2 separate regions of the Homo sapiens genome follow, and region 1 is linked to region 2. A link is an interaction called in ENCODE POLR2A ChIA-PET data of the cell type or tissue named here. Cell type or tissue: OCI-LY7. All regions are shown on one strand. Links, peaks and the distances in the headings refer to the core of each region. The heading gives the core; the rest is flanking DNA. Region 1 overlaps CACNB4 (calcium voltage-gated channel auxiliary subunit beta 4). Region 2 overlaps CACNB4 (calcium voltage-gated channel auxiliary subunit beta 4).

Region 1 (2,813 bases), core at 225-2,724, 210 kb before region 2:
TTGCTTTGAACCCGGGAGGTGGAGGTTACAGTGAGCCGAGATCACGCCACTGTACTCCAGCCTAGGCGACAGAGTGAGACTCTGTCTCAAAAAACAAAAAGAGATAATGTGAATAATCTGATTTTCACTTTTAGTACAGTATTCAATGAATTACATGAGACATTCAATACTTTATTATAAAATAGGCTTCGTGTTAAAATGATTTTGCCCACCTGTAGGCTAACATATGTATTCTGAGCACACTTAAGGTAGGCTAGACTAAGCTATGATGTTCAGTAGGCTGGATGTGTTAAATGCAATTTCAATTTATGGTATTTTCAATGGGATGTAACCCCGCCATAAGCGGAGGAGCAGCTGTACTGATGATGTGCTACAATATGTGTGAACCTTGAAAATATTATGCTAACACTATGTCTGAAAGAAGCCAGATACAAGAGGGCTTCATATTATGAAAAACTACATATTATATGTACTTTAATGCTACATAAACTACAAAAACTACATATTTTATGTTACCATTTATAGGAAAAGTCCAGTATAGGCACATTTAGAGAGACAGAACGGTTAGTGATTGCCAAGGTCGGGGGAGTGGAGGGATTGGGGAGTGACTGGTAAAGGGAACAGAGTTGTTTAGTTTGCTGTGGCTGCCATGACAAATTACCATAGATGGGTGGCTTAAACAACAGAAAGTTACTTTTCAAAGTTCTGGAGGCTGAAAGTCCATGATACTGGTACCAGCATGTTTGGGTTCTTGTTGAAAGCCCTCTTTCAGTTTGCAGACAACTGTCTTCTTCTTGTACTTTCACATCCTCACATGGCTGAGAGCAGAGAGAGAGGAAGCAAGCCCTCTCCTGTCTCTTCTTAGAAGGACGCTAACCCCATCAGGAGGGCTTCACCCTCATGATCTGATCACCTCCTGAGCGCTCCATCTCCAAATGCCATCACACTGGAGATTAGGGCTTAACATATGTATTTTGTGGGGACATATTCAGTCCATACCAAGTATTTCTCTTTGGGGTAATTAAAATAATCTAAAACTGGTTGTGGTGATAGTTGCAGCACAACTCTGAATATACTAAACTGTTGATTATGCACTTTAAATGGGTGAATTGAATGGTATGTGAATTATATTTCAATAATACTGTTCAAAAAAAAAGTTGATAGTAAAAAGCCAAAGGGAAAGCTGGGCCGCTGGGTAGGGATGGGGGGCGGTCAAGGAAAAGGACCTCCCTGGGTAAATTTCTTCACCAGTCACCTGTCTCTCCATTAGGTCATTGTATGTGGTTTTTGAGGGTTTTTTTCTGTGGTTGGTGGTGGTGTTTTAGAAAAAGTGGATGTGGGCTGGGCCCAGCGGCTCACATCTGTAATCCCAGCACTTGGGAGGCCGAGGTGCGCAGATCACTTAAGCTCAGGGGTTCAAGACCAGCCTGGGCAACATGGTGAAACCTTGTGTCAATAAAAAAAATTAGCTGGATGTGGTGACGTGCACCTGTAGTCCCAGCTACCTGGGGACCTGAGGCAGAAGGATCACTTGAACCCGGTAGATCGAGATCGAGGCTGCAGTGAGCCAAGATTGTGCCACTGCACTCCAGCCTGGGTGACAAAGTGAGACCCTGTCTCAAAACAAACAAACAAACAAGCAGAAAAACCCCACAAGTGGATATGCCTGCATTAAAAAAAAATTTTTTTTAGAGACAGAGTCTTGCTCTGTCACACAGGCCGGAGTGCAATGGCACAATCATGGCTCACTGCAGCCTCAAGCTTCAGGGGTTAAGTGATCCTCCTACCTCAGCTTCCCAAAGAGCTGGGATTGCAGGTGTGAGCCGCTGCACTGGTCTTGCATTTTCCTTTCCTCTACCAAACCTGGCTCCATTTGCTTGTTAAAAAAGCAGTGAGCATTAGTGGAATGTTAATGGTCTGAACGACTTTAACTTTCCATCTGGCTGTTACTCTCCAGGAAGTCTCTTTTCATTTGATTGCAACTGATTAGAGGTTCTTGTTCATGTTGCATTTGATGTGGCTCATTTAGAGTAAATCTAGTGGGTGATTTTCTCTCCTCTTATGTCCAGCATTCCAAAGAGCTCTCTTTTAGAGGTTGTGTCCGCTTCATCAATAGCAGATGATCACATTTCTGACCAGCCAGTGTGCCAAAAGGATGGAAGGCAAAGTGAGGGCTGAATTGTGTGTGGGAGAACCCGGAAACTTTCTTTCCTCGTCTTTACGTGACAGGCAGCGGGCCCAGCACACTATGTCACTTTGGAAAGTCATCTGTCCAGGGCAGCTGTGATAATGGTATTTCACAAAAAACCTGGGGCTTTCACCCAACATGCCAAATGCCAGCTTGGCCAAGATACATCCACTCAGCAGACTGACCCATGCTGGGATTCTGCAGACCAGATTAAAACATTTGGGTGTCCCATCTCCATACTGTGGTCTGGTTGGTTGAGATGCAGTTGCCTTGCAGACAAGTCGACACATTTGGCCCTCAGTAGAAGTTCCTCACTGTAGGTTAATGACAGTCACCAGTCAAACCAACATGGTCTTAACTTGAACGCTCTAAAAGGAATAAAATGGTTTCTTTTATTGGTTTATCAATTCATAGCCTAAAAGAGGAAGTTAGCTTGTCGCCTGGGCACCTGTGTAAGCCCTTGCTGCTCCATGTGGAAGATTCATGCTTTAGAACACAGCCTTTCTTTCTTTCTGTAGATTCGGATATTATAGGGAGACAGAATCTAGGGCTGTGGCTGGTGACCTACTTCCTTCTTATGGTGAAGAAGGTCAGGGAGAGAGAGAAAATGAGGAAGGGAGAAGAA
Region 2 (2,765 bases), core at 266-2,765:
GGCAACAGAATGAGACTCCGTCTTAAAAAAAAAAAAAAAAAAAAAAAAAAAAGATCCAAATATTGAATGAACACTTTCATTTTTATATTAATGTCTACATTCGTTCATGGATAACTGTGTAACTCTTCACTTGACCCTAACTTTAGAAACTGCCCATATAGCACCTCAAATTTGATTTTAGCTAATAGCTATTAAAAATGCTATTATCTGTGTTAAGTGGAATTTTAGGTTTCATTGCCTAAAACCTAAAATGGAAGTAAAGTGGATTTTCTTGTCATCTACAGGAAATGTTTGATGTTATATTGGATGAAAATCAGCTTGAGGATGCATGTGAACATCTAGGGGAGTACCTGGAGGCGTACTGGCGTGCCACCCACACAACCAGTAGCACACCCATGACCCCGCTGCTGGGAAGGAATTTGGGCTCCACGGCACTCTCACCATATCCCACAGCAATTTCTGGGTTACAGGTATTGTCACTTTTTCACTCATGCTTTTTACAACCTTACATGTAAAATTCTATGGGAACTTGATTAGGATGGAGACTGGAGTCATCCTTAATCTGAAGAGGGAACACTATGTGCACATTATATTTAAAAATCTTAAATATTATCTAATTATGATCTATCCTAGAGAAAACTACCCAGAGACTGACAATTTCCTGAGAATTATGCTGTCTGTGAATTTACAGTGGATTTTACTTAGGTAAATTAACTCCTCCTATGTCTAAACTCTGCTGGCAAACGTAATGCCTACTCAATGCACCTGCCCATTACTTTTTTTTAGAGACATAGTCTCACTCTGTTGTTCAGGCTGGAATGCAGTGATATGATCATAGCTCACTACAGCCTCAAATTCCTGGACTCATGGGCTTATGCAGTCCTGCTGCCTCAGCCTCCCAAATAGCTGGGACTACAGGCACATACCACACACATGGATAATTAAAAAAAAAAAATTGTAGAGACAGTGTCAGTGTCTCACTTTGTTGCCCAGGATGATCTCAAACTCCTGGCTTCAAGCAATCTTCCTGCCTTGGCCTCCCAAAATGTTGAAATTACCATCATGAGCCACCACTCCTGGCCCCTCCATTACTTCTTAATGCCACTTCTTAAGGATTACACAATAGCTAAGTAAGATATATAGGTGCAGATAGGCCTTTCAGCTGCCCTTAATTAATCCTGCCGCACCCAGGTTGCTAGGCCTGCTCTCTACCTTGCACAAGACAATGTGGATATAAGTAGAGCTGCTCTGTTCAGAAACAGTAACTGATCCCTGAGTTTTCTTGGGGCTGTGCAGGTGCCCACCTTTGTAAGTGGCTGTGGCACGTGTCCTTTAGGGAAGCTGGTGACGAACACAGGATCAAGAGGTTCTCCCTTCTGCTGTTCTGGTATTGCACTCAGAGGTAGAGATAGGGAACCAGAGACCTTATGGTACAAAATGAGCCTGCCTTTCTACATCAATTATTATTTACCATTCATCAAGTAGCTGCTGGAATGTGGCCAAACCCGCAGCAAACTGAGGAACATGTAGTCAATTGAGCCCTCTTGTATCATGATGAGTTTTGTTTTAATGGATTATAATGATAGTCTTAATTGTCGATCATACAGAGTTAACTCTGAGATAAATGGCACTCTCTGAAATGCTATTATAGCTGTATTACTCTGTTACAAAATTGCATCTTTGTAAGCAGAAAAACTGTCATGCAAATGAATAGCTTTTGAAACTAGAAATGAACATGAAAAATGTACTGTGGTAATGTACAGCACATACGCATGCATTAGGACTATTTCATGCCTTGTTTCACTTCCCATGGGCTGATCTGAGTGTACATTACTATTGACTAGTGTGGATTGGCTCTGAATTGTACATTACAGAATGAGAAATAGATGCATGAAGCAATACACTTCTGTAATGTACGTAGAAATGCAATGTTGCACTTTTATATTGAATACAACAATCTTGACTCATCACTGCTAAGACATCCACCTAGAGTGGTTCTCCCTGTTTCACTAATGAGTTAATGTGTTGCCCTTTATTCTGTGGCCTATTTCTTCTCCCAGTAACAATTGACACTTCATTGTGAGGCACCTGAGGTTAAAGGCACAGTCTGTGACCTGTCAAATGAATTTCCTTCTGCCTGAATCTGAGTGTACTTTAGATGAGATGTGTCTGGGCCCATGGTTTCAGCAGGATCCTGTGCCTTAACTGATGTGACCTACCTAAACCAGTAGACACAAGTAGATAAATGTTTTCTCATAGTGGAGAAAAATGTTGAATAACATTTTCTGAGCCTTCAAATAAGTATCTTAAGATGCTAATTTCAATTAATGGTATTAGAGGAATTTCGTTTATATTGGAAGATTATTTTGCAGGACATTTTAGTTGAGGAAGCAAGATTTATAAATGTATCAATTAGCTGGCTTCATAATTATTGTATACACCCTTGGAAAGATTATTACATTTATGTAGGATGCAGAAACACTTTATTTTATGAACAGCACAAATAATAATTTTATTAAAATGTTTTTAAAAGGTATAAGGAATATTCAGTTAGATCAAGGTGAGGTGTGTTACTTTAGAAGGAGAAAGATTATATCAATTCAAGAGAGAAATAATAAATGCTATTCTGAACTTTATTTCCCAATAGTAAAATAATTTTCATTTTTGCAATAGAAATGGAATTATTAGAACTTCCTAAATATATTAAGTTCCATTTAACAGTTAGCTTTCAATTCTACATTTGTAATAGGAAGCATAGTCATTCA

Evidence for each region. ChIA-PET counts read pairs that join two places held together with the same protein. Peaks named below come from ENCODE experiments on the same cell type or tissue, not always from the same donor. Only the 100,000 strongest peaks of a DNase experiment are listed, where the experiment ranks them.
Region 1: POLR2A ChIA-PET joins it to region 2 with 5 read pairs; 4 of 35 experiments call an interaction of 5 or more read pairs at or near these places.

The regions. Positions count from the first base shown.
Region 1 is chr2:152,049,594-152,052,406 of GRCh38, reverse strand. All of the region lies in intron 2 of CACNB4 (calcium voltage-gated channel auxiliary subunit beta 4), which reads left to right. Among named protein-coding and RNA genes, the nearest start is that of CACNB4, 48 kb to the left of the region's middle. RefSeq lists enhancers at 624-803, 924-1,003, 1,664-2,285. In OCI-LY7, for the core only: no CTCF peak of the experiment used is centred there; no DNase peak of the experiment used is centred there.
Region 2 is chr2:151,839,608-151,842,372 of GRCh38, reverse strand. It overlaps CACNB4 (calcium voltage-gated channel auxiliary subunit beta 4), which reads left to right. Exons shown (of 14, transcript NM_000726.5): 13 at 285-470. Among named protein-coding and RNA genes, the nearest start is that of ARL5A, 13 kb to the right of the region's middle. In OCI-LY7, for the core only: no CTCF peak of the experiment used is centred there; a DNase peak (open chromatin) is centred at 1,792; H3K4me3 peaks cover 791 bases; H3K27ac peaks cover 1,281 bases.